Linked DNA regions of Homo sapiens: region 2 is linked to region 1. A link is a contact called in ENCODE Hi-C data. All regions are on one chromosome and are shown on one strand. The core of a region is the stretch at or near the end of the contact, and the rest is flanking DNA. Distances in the headings are between cores, read along the strand shown. Region 1 holds the start of NAA35 (N-alpha-acetyltransferase 35, NatC auxiliary subunit). Region 2 overlaps DAPK1 (death associated protein kinase 1).

Evidence for each region. Hi-C counts contacts between places; a loop is a spot of excess contacts on that map. Pooled maps may share reads with other maps.
Region 2: a pooled map shows a loop between it and region 1 (5-fold over the local background). The contact joins the enhancer-like site here to the promoter of NAA35 in region 1. A Hi-C loop is called at or near these places in 2 of 50 pooled maps.

Annotation. Positions count from the first base shown.
Region 1 is chr9:85,938,588-85,946,136 of GRCh38, reverse strand. It overlaps NAA35 (N-alpha-acetyltransferase 35, NatC auxiliary subunit), which reads right to left and starts at 4,991. Exons shown (of 23, transcript NM_024635.4): 1 at 4,864-4,991; 2 at 3,854-3,982. The coding sequence starts at 3,977. RefSeq lists a silencer at 4,408-5,087.
Region 2 is chr9:87,556,484-87,564,032 of GRCh38, reverse strand. All of the region lies in intron 2 of DAPK1 (death associated protein kinase 1), which reads right to left. Among named protein-coding and RNA genes, the nearest start is that of DAPK1-IT1, 6.8 kb to the right of the region's middle. RefSeq lists enhancers at 1-243, 1,883-2,052, 4,105-4,274 and a cis regulatory region at 1,967. Within about 2 kb of position 3,477, at least 2 of the 41 ENCODE cell types and tissues checked have a DNase peak (open chromatin) inside an H3K27ac peak, as active enhancers do.

The DNA of each region.
Region 1 (7,549 bases), core at 3,742-6,241:
TAACTTACTAATTTTTTTTTTAAGAAAGCAAGCCTAGAAGTGTTACTTAAAATAATCACATATTTCCTATCAGGCAAAACAACAGTAATGGCTAAATTATAAATAATTTAGAAAAGAAAAAAATTAGAGCCTCAAGAGTAGTTATAAGGAATGTGTGCCACCTGCCTAGTAGGAAATAAAATAAATCATAAAAGTTGAAAGTTTGTATTTGATTCAGGACTTTAAAGAGCCACTACTTTTAGTACAAATGTGCATGAAAAACAACTTCGCCATCAGTATGCCAACTATTTTGTGGTACTAAAAAAATCACCAGAGTCAGGCTGGGCACAGTGGCTCATGCCTGTAATCCCAGCACTTTGAGAGGCCGAGGTGGATGGATCACGAGGTCAGGAGATCGAGACCATCCTGACTAACACGGTGAAACCCCGTCTCTACTAAAAATACAAAAAAATTAGCCAGGCGTGGTGACGGGCGCCTGTAGTCCCAGCTACTCGGGAGGCTGAGGCAGGAGAATGGCGTGAACCCGGGAGGTCGAGTGAGCCGAGACAGCACCACTGCACTCCAGCCTGGGTGACAGCGAGATTCCATCTCAAAAAAAAAAAATCACCAGAGTCTAGCCAAATGCCATTACATTCTTACCAAAGGGGAGAGATTACTGCAAGTTAAAAGAAAGAGTGTAATCATATCTGTTTTAAATTTAGTTTTTAGAAAGTCACTAGAACAGAAGCCTAAACCATAATCAAGACTACAAATCTGATTATTCCAAGACGGGAAAATAAATACCACAGGCTCAAGAAATGCCAACAGTCTTTAGTCCTAAATCTACATATGAAGATTAATTCTACATCAATTTTTTTTTAGTTCCAAGAAGGATACCTCACATTTGCGCCACTCAACACAGTGCAAGAGCTAATTATGGAAGAGTTAATAGGATGGTATGTTGGCCACAAAATGGCATGTCACCCCCTCTCTATCCACAGTGAAACATGGATTAAACTTTATCTCCCACTCAAGGTTCCTTCACAAAGAAATAAGGCTAATTTATGATATAACTCGAAGGCAAGCCAAAACATCTCTCCCACCAGTATTCTAAACTGCTTTCTTGGGTTCAATTTTTCTTACAATCAAAAACAAGTAGAGAATGTATATATGAAAGAAAGCTGCAAGACTAAAATTAAGAGGACCTTTATAGTCGTATTTCATTGAGACTAAATTCTGCCGACCTGTGGTTTTCAAACTGTGGTATGCAACCACCCTGGGTGAACATCATGTCCCAGGGGATTCAAAGACACAGGATAAAAATTTGTACAGCTGCCTAATATCAAATTAATGTGATGATGTGGGAAGCAAAAGATCTTTAACATAAATGAAACATAAGTGTTCCCCTCAAACAACAAACATGTTGTAAAATGCAAACTTTTCCATGAATTTCTAAGATAAAACAGGAAATTATCAAGATATCTTGTACCTATGAATCAAGGTACTTTGAACTCCACCCATAAGATCTGGGAAGGAAAGGGTGAGAAGCAGTGTACGTGTTCACTCTCTTCTGCTGTCACCAAGGGAAAAGTTTAAGGCACACATCATCTCTCTTGTTTCTTTCACCTCTCCAGCAACATGAACTTATTTGTTCTCATATGTTACCCTTCTAGTCCATTCTGTCAAGGCCTAGTCCAAGGCCTTAACGCCCAAATCTGGGCTGAGTGCAAAACCTTGTCTAAGTAGACTCTTTTCATCCTAATCCATCATAAATTATGCTGGTAGAGAAACTTCTTTATATGCTTTCAACTCTAAATTAAATACCTTGAGTAACAACAGTTACCATCATTGAATGCTACTATAGAGTACTTTACATCCACTATCTCATTTAATCCCCAAAATTCTCTAAAGTAGAAGCTCTGTTTTCCAGAGTAGAAAACTAAGATTCAGATTAATTAAACTCCAAGGAAACTAAACTAGTAAGTGACAGAGTTAGGACTCCAGCTCATATCTGACTATAAAGCTTACTACATTACTTACTGAGAAGCTACTTGGTCCAAGCCACTGTACTGATCATCAAGGGGAACAAACTTTCAATCTTATGCTCAAATCCATTACTCCTACTGCCTATAAAACAAGCTCAAACCAAAAAAACAAAAACAAACAAAAAACATCAATGGCACTAAAGACGCTCTATAATTCCCAGCATTTAAAATTGTTTTGTGGCCAAGTAAAATTATTTACTGTTCCCCTAACATAAAAACCTCACCAAACTCTGACTCACATAGTTCATCTCAGTCTAGAATAACTCTATCACCTCCCTTTGCAAAAACTTGATCTCTCCTTAAGGCCCAACCCAAGCCATATAACCTTCAAAAACCTTCCCTATTTAGGTTAATAATGACAGCCCCCTAATAGAGATTACTTAAAATCAGTGCAAGATGACAGGTATAATCCACTTAATAGTCTAAGATCTCTGAGCACAAAAACTACACTGTAACTTGACATTTCTTTCTCTCTTCCTTAGATAGACATACATAGGCAGTCACCCAACTCCCAGTCTTACGTCCTTTCCACTGTCTCACTGAGGCTATAAAAAGTGATTTCAAAACAAAGGATGGCACATGATTTATCATTTTGCTTATACACAGCTGGCTCCCTTTCCACCTGCAGGTGCCCCAAGTCTTTACTCCTCCCCTTCAGAGCACTATCCAAACACACCCTACCTATCATCAAAAGACCTAAGCTGCTTGAGACAATACAAGCCATCAGGAGTGAATTCCTTCACCAGTCCTCCTCTGTCACTTAGAAATATACTTTTATCTTCATCCTAACTTCAGTCCTTCCTGTCTCAGTGTGTCCCTGTGCTTTTCCCCAATTTCTCTACTATCTCCTTGATCTCATCCTCTCTTTAACGTTCAAGCTCTCACTCTAGTTAATTTGTTCCTTTCTCTTATCTTCAGTCTCTCCCTAGACTCTTTCCCCTCAAGCAACAAGCATGTTCATTTCTCCAATCATTTACTCCTATTTATTGAATTTACTATGTGCCAGGAACTGTTCTGTATACTAGGGTTACAGAAATTATCTCTGCCCCCACGGAGCTTATATTCCAGTGAGTGAGACTGAAAATAAACAAGAAATAATTGACAATTATGGCTTCTGAAAAAGATAAGCTGTATGAAGAAAATAAAAAGTGATTCAACTGAGGTGGAATTGCAGAGGAGAGAATGAGTGGTTGTTTTGAGGTCCTCACCAGGGAGGTTAACACTTAAGAAGAATTGTGTGAAAGCGAGGGGCAAAGCAATTTAAAAGAAAGAAAACAAAAAATGCAAACACCTGGGAGAACCACCTTGGTGTGTATTACGAAGAGATAAAAAAGACCTGTGACTGGAATGTAATAAGCCTGGCGGGGACAGTGGCACATAAATGAAACCTGAGTGGCAGGCAGGGACCAGATTTTATAGACCCATAGGGAAGGAGGGTGGATTTTATTCTACCTGCAACAGGAAGCCACTGGACAATCTTAAACAAGGAATGATGTGATCTGATCATACTGAAACCTCAAACATACAAAAATACTATTATCTTTTAGATTAACAAAGTGTTTTCCACAGTTAGAAATTACTGCTCTCTCTAACCTGTTAAAGCAAGAAAAATTCAATTTTAAAATACTGCCTCAACATCTGTATTTAATGCTGTATCAAATATACATTTGCTTTAAAGTTAAAATTAGAGGATACAGAATAAGTGTGGCTAACAAACTCAACAAACCACATTTACCTGTTGATTTCATCTAATGAGGTAAGTTTAGAAAGCACAATCGTCATTCTACCCCTTCCAGATGCTGAACTTCTAATCCAAAAATCAGACTCACCTCGACAAGCTTCTTCAAAATCTTGGGTAATGTCCACCCAGTTTGTATTGCTTTTCTCCATTTTTTCTGGCATACTGAGCTCCCATCCTGAATCGTCATCATCTACAGAAGCTTTCATAACCATTATGCCTGTAAAATTAATACTGATGTAAGAGAGAGGATGTAGCTTTCAGGGCAAGAGTATTTGCAGAAATGGGTGTTTGTTTCAGCATAGGATGAAGTCTTAACTAAACTCTTTAAAGCAGAACTCTTCTGAGTCTAAGGACAGTACTGCAAAGAATAACCTTAATGCAATCAAATCGCACGTCAATTAACACTCCTGCTGCTTACTATTAGCCCACCACCTACCAGGGCCCATAAACATTTTGCCTTCCTACTGTTTAAGAAGAAAAATCACAAACCATCTCACCTCTGGCCCGAAAAGAACAACTCCAGAGCTTCCAACTTTCAATAATAGCCACAAAAGACCAAGGCACTATTCAGGGTCCCCTCTCGCAGCCCAGGACCCCATGCGGCAGCTACCGAAGTCAATCAAGGTAGCCCTTCATCTGGCCAGAGCTCGCTGGGACCTCTCCCGGGCCAGAGCCGGCCCGGACCCAGGCAGAACCTCGCCGGGAGCAATGAGGAGCCGGCAGGCACCGCAGGGTCCCGCCGGCCGGGCCTAGGGCCGAGGCACACCTGAGGCGGGCACACGCTTCCCTTCCGCCCTGCCCGGGTCAGCCCAGCCCAGCCCCGGTCCCACTGGGCGCATAAGCAAGGACAGAGCTGTCGCCGCGCGGGAGGGCGGGCACGTCCGGCGCCGGGTCGTCGCCTCGGCAACACCGGGCAAGAGTGGGGCCTCGGCCGACAGCGGGCACTGGGGAGCCCGCCGCTCCTACCTGACGCGCAGCGGGAGGGCCGGGGCCGCAGGGTGACCTGGGGTCCCCAGGATCTGCCACACGCGCGGGGGGCTGCGGCTCTCGGACACACGAGCGAGAGGGTTTCAATGGCTACGCAGGGGCGGTCCCTACCTACTTCTCCCGTGGTCACCCGCGCCGCCACGCACTGTCCGGACCACGGAAATAACGACGCCGCCTCGGCCGCCGCCGCCCCCTCCCCTCTCAGCCCAGCCCGACCGGCAGCGTGCACGCATGCGTATGCCCGGGACGCGCGACCCCGCCCCCTCTCCCTTACTCCCGGGGACTTCGCGCTCCCCGGCCACACCCCCTCCCTCGCCACCGCCTCCGTTCGGCCGATGGCGGCCGCCTTCTCTTCTCGCGAGATTAGAGACGATCGCGAGACCGGAAGTTATCTTTTTTCACCCTCTGTCGGAGTCCTGGGTAGTGGGCGGTTCCCGGAAAGAGGCGGAGCCCGGAGTCTCAGAGCCCGCCCCGTCTGCGCTGCCCTCTGGGAATTTCTTAGAAAGGTGACGCGAAGGCGGAAGGAAACCGTGGAGGTTTGCGTAGACCTTAGTGGTTGCGAGCACGAACGAGCAGCCAAGCTCCGAGAGCAACAGCGTGCTACTGCTGCCTGACAACGGATTTATGTTTCCTATACAGCGCCTGGGAGTTTCGTGAGGAAACATAGATTCAAAATATCTGCAAAGTCAAGCCAGACATTTAATTTCAGATTCTTATATGTTTTAGATTTTTTTAATTTATTAATAAAATGATCAGTTTTTAAATGGGGTTACATAAATAGACGGGCGCAGGTAAGAAGCACATCTTTATCACCACCTGTTCTTTAGGATGGCCCAAAATTAAAAGATGGAAAAGATAATACCAAATGTTGGCAAGGATGCAGAGCAACTGGACCTCTGTTATGTTGGTGGTGGTAATGCAAAATGGTACAACCACTTTGGAAAACTTAACAATCTCTCCTTATAATCATATACTTATCATTCGATCCAGTAATCTACGAATTTACTTAGGAACAAAAACATATTCATACAAAGGCTTGTACGTTAATGTTCATACCAGCTTTGTTTTGCTTTGTTTTTGTTTTTGTTTGAGACAGAGTGTCACTCTTGTCGCCCCTGCTAGAGTGCAGTGACCTGATCTCGGCTCATTGCAACCTCTGCCTTTCAGGTTCAAGCAATTCTCGTGCCTCAGTCTCCCGAGTAGCTGGGATTACAGGCGCCTGCCCCCACACCAGGCTGTTTTTTGTATTTTTAGTAGAGATGGGGTTTCACCATGTTGGTCAGGCTGATCTCAAACTCCTGACCTCGTGATCTGCCCACCTCAGCCTCCCAGAGTGCTGGGATTACAGGTATGAGCCACCGTGCCTGGCCCAGCTTTGTTTTTAATCATCAAAAACTACAGACAACCCAAATGTCCATCAACTGTTGAATAAAAACAATTTGTGGCATATCCATACAATGTAATGAATGTAATTATCAATAAACAGGGATAAACTACTTGACATACAACATGAATGAATTTCAAAAATATATTGAGTAAAAGAAATCAGGCTGAGCTTGGTAGCTGGTAGCTCATGCGTGTAATCCCAACACTTTGGGAGGCTGGCAGTGGAGAGGTCGGGTTGGAGACTAGCCTGACCAATATGGTGAAATCCTGTCTCTACTAAAAATACAAAAAAATTAGCCAGGCATGGTGGCGTGCGCCTGTAATCCCAGCCACTTGGGAGGCTGAGACAGGGGAATCCCTTGAACTCAGGAGGCAGAGGTTGCTGTGACCCGAGATGGTGCCATTGCACTCCAACCTGGGCGACAGAGTAAGAAATCAAATGCAAGAGTATGATTCCCCAAGTGAGACCCCAGGCTCTTAAAAGACATCTATAGTGACAGAAGACAGATTAGTGGCTGCTCAGGGCTCAAGAAGAGACTAAGTTGGATAGAGCTTGATTTGAAGTGATGTAAATATTCTGTTTTCGATTAAGGTAGTGCCTGTGTGGGTGAATACATTTGTAAAATTTCACTGAAGTATATACTTACAATGTGTACATTTTATTGTTTGTAAACCGAACTTCACAAAAATTGGTTTAAAAAATTTTTAAATGGCCGGGCGTGGTGGCTCACGCCTGTAATCCCAGTCCTCTGGGAGGCTGAGACGGGTGGATCACATGAGGTCAGGAGTTCAAGACCAGCCTGGTCAACTTGGCGAAACCCCATCTCTACTAAAAATACAAAAATTAGCCGGGCGTGATGGCGTGCACCTGTACTCCCAGCTACTCAGGAGACTGAGGCAAGAGAATCGCTTGAACCTGGGAGGTGTAGGTTGCAGTGAGCCGAGATCATGCCACTGCACTCCAGCCTGGGCAACAGAGCAAGACTGTCTCAAAAAACTTTAAAAATTAAGAATGCATATCTCTCTTACAGAATAATTTCCCAAAGGCAGAAGTTTTGCCTGTTTTGATCAAAGCTGTGTCGCCAGGACTTAGGGAAGTGGTTGGCCTATAGTAGGTACTCACTAAATACATTTGAGGATGAGAATGTAGAAAAGAGTTACAATAAAGTAGAAACATATATGCTAGTTTTCCAAAACTGTTTAATGATCTCTGCAGGACCATGAGATATCTAGAAAAGGATGAGCTGACTGCATCTGAGTTGTTCAGGATCATGTATAGGTTGTGACAAAAACTGATAGAGGAAAAAACACTCTTTTTTTGTAAATAAGACTGCTTCAGAACTTATATATATTTCAAATATACATATATATCTCAAACACAAATATACACATATATATTTTAAATACACAA
Region 2 (7,549 bases), core at 2,228-4,727, 1.6 Mb before region 1:
GGAGGAAAAGGGGAGACGGGCATCCTAAACTAAATAAAGAACATATCCAAAATGGCGCCAAAAACTATGCCATTGTGGCAAGAAGGTCTACGCGGCTGTCACAGAGGGCATGAGCAGGGAGTGGACACTGATCAACCATTGGGCACGAACACACCACTCCAACCTTAGGGGCCCAAATGGCAATCATTCACATGCTCACAACTCTGTGGGTTGCAACATGGGCTGGGCTCAGCTGGGCAGGTCATCTCCTCCTCCTGGTGCTGGCTAGGCTCAGCCACATGTCTGCAGTCTGAGAGGCGGTGGGGTGGGAGGTGCTGGCTGGTGGGCTGACAGCCTCACCTGAACATCTGGTGGTGTGTGCTGACTGATGGCTGGGCCTCTCACTTCACATGGCCTCTTATCCTCCAGGAGGCTTGACAGAGCATCTTTACATAAAAGCAAAGTGTCCCACAAGAGCAAGGTCTAACCTTGGACATCACACATGTCTCTCTGCAAGACTCTGCTGGGCAGAGCAAGCCACAAGGCCAGCCCCAATTCAGGGAATACGGGGAGTCAAGCCAAGATGCAACAGGGAGGCACAGTTCTCTGAGACCATGAACACTACAACCCATCCCAGAGTGGAAATAAATAGTGTTAGTGCAGGTGTTCACACTGTATCTTTCAAATGGGAGTGTGAACCACTTAAATTCAAAAGCATTCAAGGAGCTTAAAAATCATATTCATCTTTGTGCCCTCAATTGCTACTCCCATATTCTTCCTCATACAGTATGTGTTTAATAAATTTGTGTGGATTGGTTGACTAAATTCTGACAAATGCATGTACTTATAAACTTAGAAATTGGAGTTTACCAGGAAAGAATGCCGGAAGGTACAGTTAATAAAGAACAAAAAGTCTCTTTTGCTTACAAAATGCTTCCAGACAACAGAATAGAAACATGAGCATTTCACAAAGAGGGGCCCAAGATCTGCCCCTGAAATTCACCAGTACCAAATCTCTAGGCGGATCATCACCCTCCTTCCATTGTCCAACCTTCACTCCAAATCACATCATTTGTCATGAAGAAAGTAAAAAAGTTTAAGAGGTCAGCACTTGTTTGAGGTTCTATAAAAAAGCTGAGCAAGTCATCATGCCTGGGAAGAATCCTCTTTAAATCATTCCTTAAGTTTAATATAAAGCAAATTGTCTTTGCTCTGCAATAGCAGCAGACTTTTGCTTCAATCTGTCTTCCAAATTTGGGCACCTGACATGCTATTATTTGATGAATTACACTTGGCAAGGTTTATTTATTTCCTTCTGGACAGTGTGCTTTAAATTAAGCAAAACAGTATGTCAGGTGGTTACATGGACAATCTCAACTTCTTTCAGGTGTAAATAATGTAGAGCCTTTGAGATAGCAAATGACTCAATTCCTAATACTCTTTTCTATAAAAATATTATAGAATTCTCTATTTAAATAACTACTGTGGCAGTGACAGTCATCAAATATTTCAGGGTCCTCTCCTTTCAGCATGAGGTAGGAGGACACACCCATGCTTTCACATTGAGTGTGGCCATGTGACTTCTGGCCAATGAAAGTGGGCTCAACTCCTCCTGTTGGTTCCCGACGAAAGCCTCAAGACCCAGTCCTTAATTTGTGACAGCCTCTTCCTCACCAATGTGATTGCAACTTTCCACACAGTGGAGGCTTCATTACCTTCAGTCCTGGAGTTACGACACAGGAGGACAAGGCTCCAACTAACTCACGTTCGCTATTGGGGTTGTTTGTTACAGTGGCATGACTTTGCCCATCCTAACTCAGTATAACTATGATGAACATATAGCTCAACTGCTGTGTCTTCGTTCCATCACCTGAACCCCAAGAAGGTAAACACTGAAGACCACCAGGTAGATACAGAACTGCAGGAGGCCTGCCCTGCACAACCCCCTTCCCTCTCCCCATGAGAATCCCCACATTACTCAGGGCAGCGATGCATCTCTTCTCCATGCTCTGGGGTGGAGTGAGGGTCCCTGTGGCCCAGTCTGGATGATGAGAAGTGTGCAGAGCCCCTTGCAGGCAGCTCACAGGGATGCCCATTCAGGGGGCCAGTAAAGCTGGAGTGCACCCCCTTTTGCTTCCCTTCCCTTCTCCTTGCTTGAACCCTGGGCATGGTGGATGCAGCTCTGGTTGACACCCTAAGGAGGGGGGCAGAACCCAGGGAGCCTGGGTCTCCAATGGCACTGAGGAGCTGCCAGATAAGCACTGTCCACACACAGCCCCACTTCTGGATGAGAAGAAAATGAACCTTTAACTTAAGTAAACTGCTGTCTAAGGGGCTTCCATTTCTAGCACCCAAATGCAATGCCTATCAAACTTCCATGGAGCAGGGGAATCCCCCAGGGCAGGTCTGGGGAATTTCTTTATTCAATGGGAAGTTAATGACCCAGAGAAATAAAAAATCAATGAAAGGTTTCATTAGAATAGAAATTCACTCTGGCTAACATATTTGGTGTATTTTTTTTTTCTTTTGAGACGGAGTCTCGCTCTGTCGCCCAGGCTGGAGTGCAGTGGTGCCATCTCGGCTCACTGTAAGCTCCGCCTCCCGGGTTCACGCCATTCTCCTGCCTCAGCCTCCCGAGTAGCTGGGACCACAGGCGCCCGCCACAACGCCCGGCTAATTTTTTGTATTTTTAGGAGAGACGAGGTTTCACCGTGTTAGCCAGGCTGGTCTCGATCTCCTGACCTCGTGATCCGCCCGCCTTGGCCTCCCAAAGTGCTGGGATTACAAGCGTGAGCCACTACGCCCGGCCACATATTTGGTGTATTTTGTAGCAATGATTGGGGAGGGCATAAAGGCTCAACTCTTGCTGCCCAAAAGATAGGAAATAAGCACAAACGGCTCCTCATCTAATATATTATTGGTTCCGCTATTTTAATTTCATATTTTATTTTGGGGAAAATGAAGGGAAAGGACAAAAAAGTAAAAGACAAGGGCACTCAAATGTCCACTGATGGATGAATGACTACATGACATGAGATTTATACACATAATGGAATAGAATGCAGCCTTTAAAAAGGAAGCACATCCTAGCCAGGCGCGGTGGCTCACACTGGTAATCCCAACACTTTGTGAGGCCGAGGTGGGTGGATCACCTGAGGTCAGGAGTTCAAGACCAGCCTGGCCAACACGGTGAAACTCCGTCTCTACTAAAAATACAAAAGTTAGCCGGGCGTGGTGGTGGGTGCCTATAATCTTAGCTACTCGGGAGGCTGAGGTAGGAGAATTGCTTGATCCTATAAGGTGGAGGTTACAGTGAGTGGAGATCATGCCACTGCACTCCAGCCTGGGTGACAGAGCAAGACTGTCTCAAAAAAAAAAAAAAAAAAGTACGTTCTGACACATGCCTCAACGTGGATGAACCTCAAGGACATCATGCTAAGTGAAATAAGCAGGTCACAAAAGCACAAATATTGTGTGATTCTACTCATGTGAGGTATCTAAAGTAGTCCAAATCACAGAAACAGAAAGTAGACTCATATCTGCCAAGGGGTAGGGGAAGGGGGAGTTTGTGTTTAGTAGGCACGAAATTTCAGTTTTGCAAGATGAGAAAGTTCTGGGGAAGTGTCACGCAACAATGTGATATAGCTGACACAACTCAGTTGCACGCTTTAAAATGTTTAAATGGTAAATGTAATGTTATGTGATTGTAACCACATATTAAAATAAACTTTCAAATAAATTTTAAAGTTCCAAGGGCAGGCTGGGCATGGTGACTCACACCTGTAATCTCAGTACTTTGGGAGGCCAAGGCAGGCAGATCACTTGAGGTCAGGAATTCTAGACCACCCTGGTCAACATGGCGAAACCCCGTCTCTACTAAAAAAAAAATACAAAAATTAGCCAGGCGTGGTGGCATGCACCTGTAATCTCAGCTACTAGGGAGGCTGAGGCAGGAGAATAGCTTGAACCCGGGAGGAGGAGGTTGCAGTGAGCCAAGATCGAGCCTGGGCGACAGAGCAAGACTCCGTCTCAAAAAAAAACAAAAAAAGAAAAAAGGAAAGAAAAAGATTCAAGGGCAGAGGAGGGAAGAGGAGAGAGGAGACTTCATAAACCAAGGTGGGGAGACAAAAGAAGCGGATGGAGGCAGAGGAAGGGCAAGATAGGGGGCATGAAGAATGGGGGCCTTTCTGAGGAGTGGGCACACGAGTCTGGTGACACTGGGTCACTCACTGGGGCAGCAGGCATCAAAGGTCCACACCAGAGTCCTTTCCAACACCCGGGACTATTGTAGACATTCGCCTGCTCACTGGTCTCAGTTCAAAAAGAACCATGCAGCAATTCTTGGAGTTCAGACATTCTCACAGCCTGAGCTGCTTAGTACCTAGGAGGGGCTCAGCAAAGATCTTTCAAATCAATCAATGATCAAACAGTGCTAATCAAGTCCAAGGCGTCCTACATCCTGCTTTTGAGAGCGTCCTGGGAGGGCCCTCAGCTGCAGGGAAAGTCCACCACAGTAGCTACTAGTCACGGTGCTAGTGAAATTTAACTAAAATTAAAGAATATTAAAAATTTACCTTTTTGGAAACACTAGTCCCATTTCACATGCTCAACAGTCACATGTGGCTAGATGTTACCACACTGGGCGGCACAGAACATTCCCATAATTGCAGAAAGGTCTATGCACAGCATTGGTGTAGATGCTACCCTACCCTACACTACCCTGCCCTGCCCTACCCTACCCTAGCCTAGCCTACCCTAGCCTACCCTAGCCTATCCTGTAATAAAAAGAAGCATACCTGGGGCATTAGAAACTCTAGAGTACTAGAGATGACACATTACCTCTACCTTAATTTCTTCATTTGTAAAACAAGGATAATATTTCATCTAACTTATAGGGTTAAGTAGATTAAATTAGATAATACACGTCAAGCACAAAATCCCCGTCTCAGAGTACAGGCTCTACGAATGCCAACTGTCATTTTGTTGGGGAGAAGGAGGAGATAGCTGGTGCATGCATGTGCACACACATGCACCTGTGATTTCTTACAGAGAGAGACCATGACTTACCCTCCCCTCCCCCAGAGTGGGAACAGTTTTCAACAAGTGACTGGAATGGGTGGTACCTCCCTGATGCCCCACTGGGTAGAGGCCCTGTGGGCAGGTTCCAGGCAGTCTGGTTTCTCCTTTCCCACCTGCCTAACAGGAGTCCGCCCACATGGAGCATGGGAATCATGCTTTCTGCACGTGGGAGCCCAAATGGGTAGATGCAGCTCACAGAGCAGGCTCTAACTGAGCCCCCATGTGGCTATAGCAGGCTGTCCAAGGAATCCAATGAAGCAATGAAGGGGTCTGCAGACAGGAACTACCAAGTCAACAAAAACTCCCTCCATCACAGCCCTTCCCTGCAATGACAAGTCACAAACAGCAGAAACCAAGAGACCAGCTAGTATCGAGGAATTGTTCGTTTTCGTCGAAAGGGACGTTGGTGTGCAATGACCACCTTACAGCTTGTGTATCTGTACTCACACGGCTGTGTGTGTGTGCATATGTGTACTTATGTATGTGGAGCATATTATCAAGTGATTCTGAGATCCTGTATTCATGGAAGATTTTTAGTTGCAAAGCTTATTCGACTAGATCCCTTCATTCTTTTTCATCTTGCTTTATTTATTCTGTCCCGTTGATCTGTGGGTATATCCTCAGGGGTGCAATGCAGTCCAGTGGCCTGCTCTTGACAAAAGAGCATGATCCATTTTGGTAAATAGCTCCTGGGATGCTTCAGGGAGAGGTGCTGACAGGCCAAGATGCATACCCACTGTGCAGTAACATGTGAGTCCCTAAGAGAGTCCATGACCACCATGTGAAACCAGACAGACCACAAGCTTCTGGCAGCTCTCAAGGGGCTGGCAAGATGACAGGACTGTGACAAGCTAACTGCCCATTACCACACTGGGCAGGACCTCACAATGCTGCTGATCAAAATTAAAATGAAAGATTTATTATGGCTGAGCAAGTAAAAGAAGGAAAACATCCAAAAGATTCCAAACTGACTTATCCAACAAGAGACACGCCTGGCTAAAGGATTCGGTTTTTGTTTTTTGTTTGTTTGTCTTCAGACGGAGTCTCACTCTGTCACCCAGGCTGGAGTGCAATGTCATCATCTCAGCTCACTGCAACCTCCGCCTCCCAGGTTCAGGTGATTCTCAAGCCTCAGCCTCTCAAGTAGCTGGGACTACAGGTGCATGCCACCACACCGAGCTAATTTATGTAATTTTAGTAAAGACGAGGTTTCACCATGTTGGCCAGGCTGTTCTCGAACTCCTGACCTCAAGTGATCCACCCACCTTGGCCTCCCAAAGTGCTGTGATTATAAGCATAAGCTACCGCGCCCTGCCAAGGATTAGGTATTTTTTAAAATCCAACACATTTTTCTTTTAATGGATCACTTCTCAATGAGTAATGTTTTAACAGGAGGGGGGTTCTGTAAGAGATAGAAAAAAAATCTAATGGCTTTGTCCCAAGATCATTTGTCAATAAAAGCTACTGACCATTTAATATTATTTTAAATTCATAATTCCTTAATCGGCATGGTTTTAGAGCTCACAAAAGATGTTTTGAATCACAGGAAGAAAGCTGTATTTTCTTCATGAGATTAATAATCTAATTTGGAAGGACGAGGAAGGCAGTGGGTGAAACGTAGAAAGAACACGACAGGAAGGTACAGGACAAAGGGTCTCCCCTGACAGGGCCATGGTGGGAAATGAAGATGTGGGTTTCCAGACTCTTCTCAGATGGATCTGAGCATTCCTCATGGGGCTGCCTGGATGGATGTGTGGCTGCCAGGTAACACTTGCTTTGAACAAAGGTTCTGAGCCCAGAGGTTTGAAAACCACTGGCCTTACAATGCCAGACACTGAGCTTCGAGGATGTTGAGGAAGAGTTGCTCCTCCCTTCCCGCAACACCGCCAAGAGGGAAGGGTGAGGGGAAGGGCCAGGCTGCCTTCCTCTTTTCTGTTCTTTATGAGATATGAATCCCTAGAGGCCAAGGGGAAAGCCGAAGGTCAACTGCCCACCTCCGCCAAGGTTCCTGATAACACATCTCAGAGAAGCTCCTCTCCCACCCACAACTGCAGGACTGGCTCTTCAAGGAACACGCCCAAGGCAGCCCAGGAGGCCTGGCCTGCAAAGGCTCTGCCCAGCAGGCACAACTCATGTCTATTCTCACTCCCTACTAGAAACAAGGACCAAGAAAAGCAATTCCAAACCTGAGGAGAGCATTCCTTCTCCTGAGGGTATGGGCTGAGGAGCCACACAGGCCTCGATATGTTCTCCAGCGAGCTCCTGGAGCGAGAAGTACCACAGCCTTGTACCATGATCACAAGTGAAAGACCTCACCTTTCAGAGACCAAACCCTGCTCTGTGAAAGGGTAGCTGAGGCTACTCCACAGAGTTTCAGCAGGAGACCGCCATCCTCCCCATGCTCTGCCAATCCCCCGCACTCCTCCTGACATTAGCATGATGGGGCCAGGCTGTAGCATTCACTGATGTGGCCAGAATACTAACCCATGCA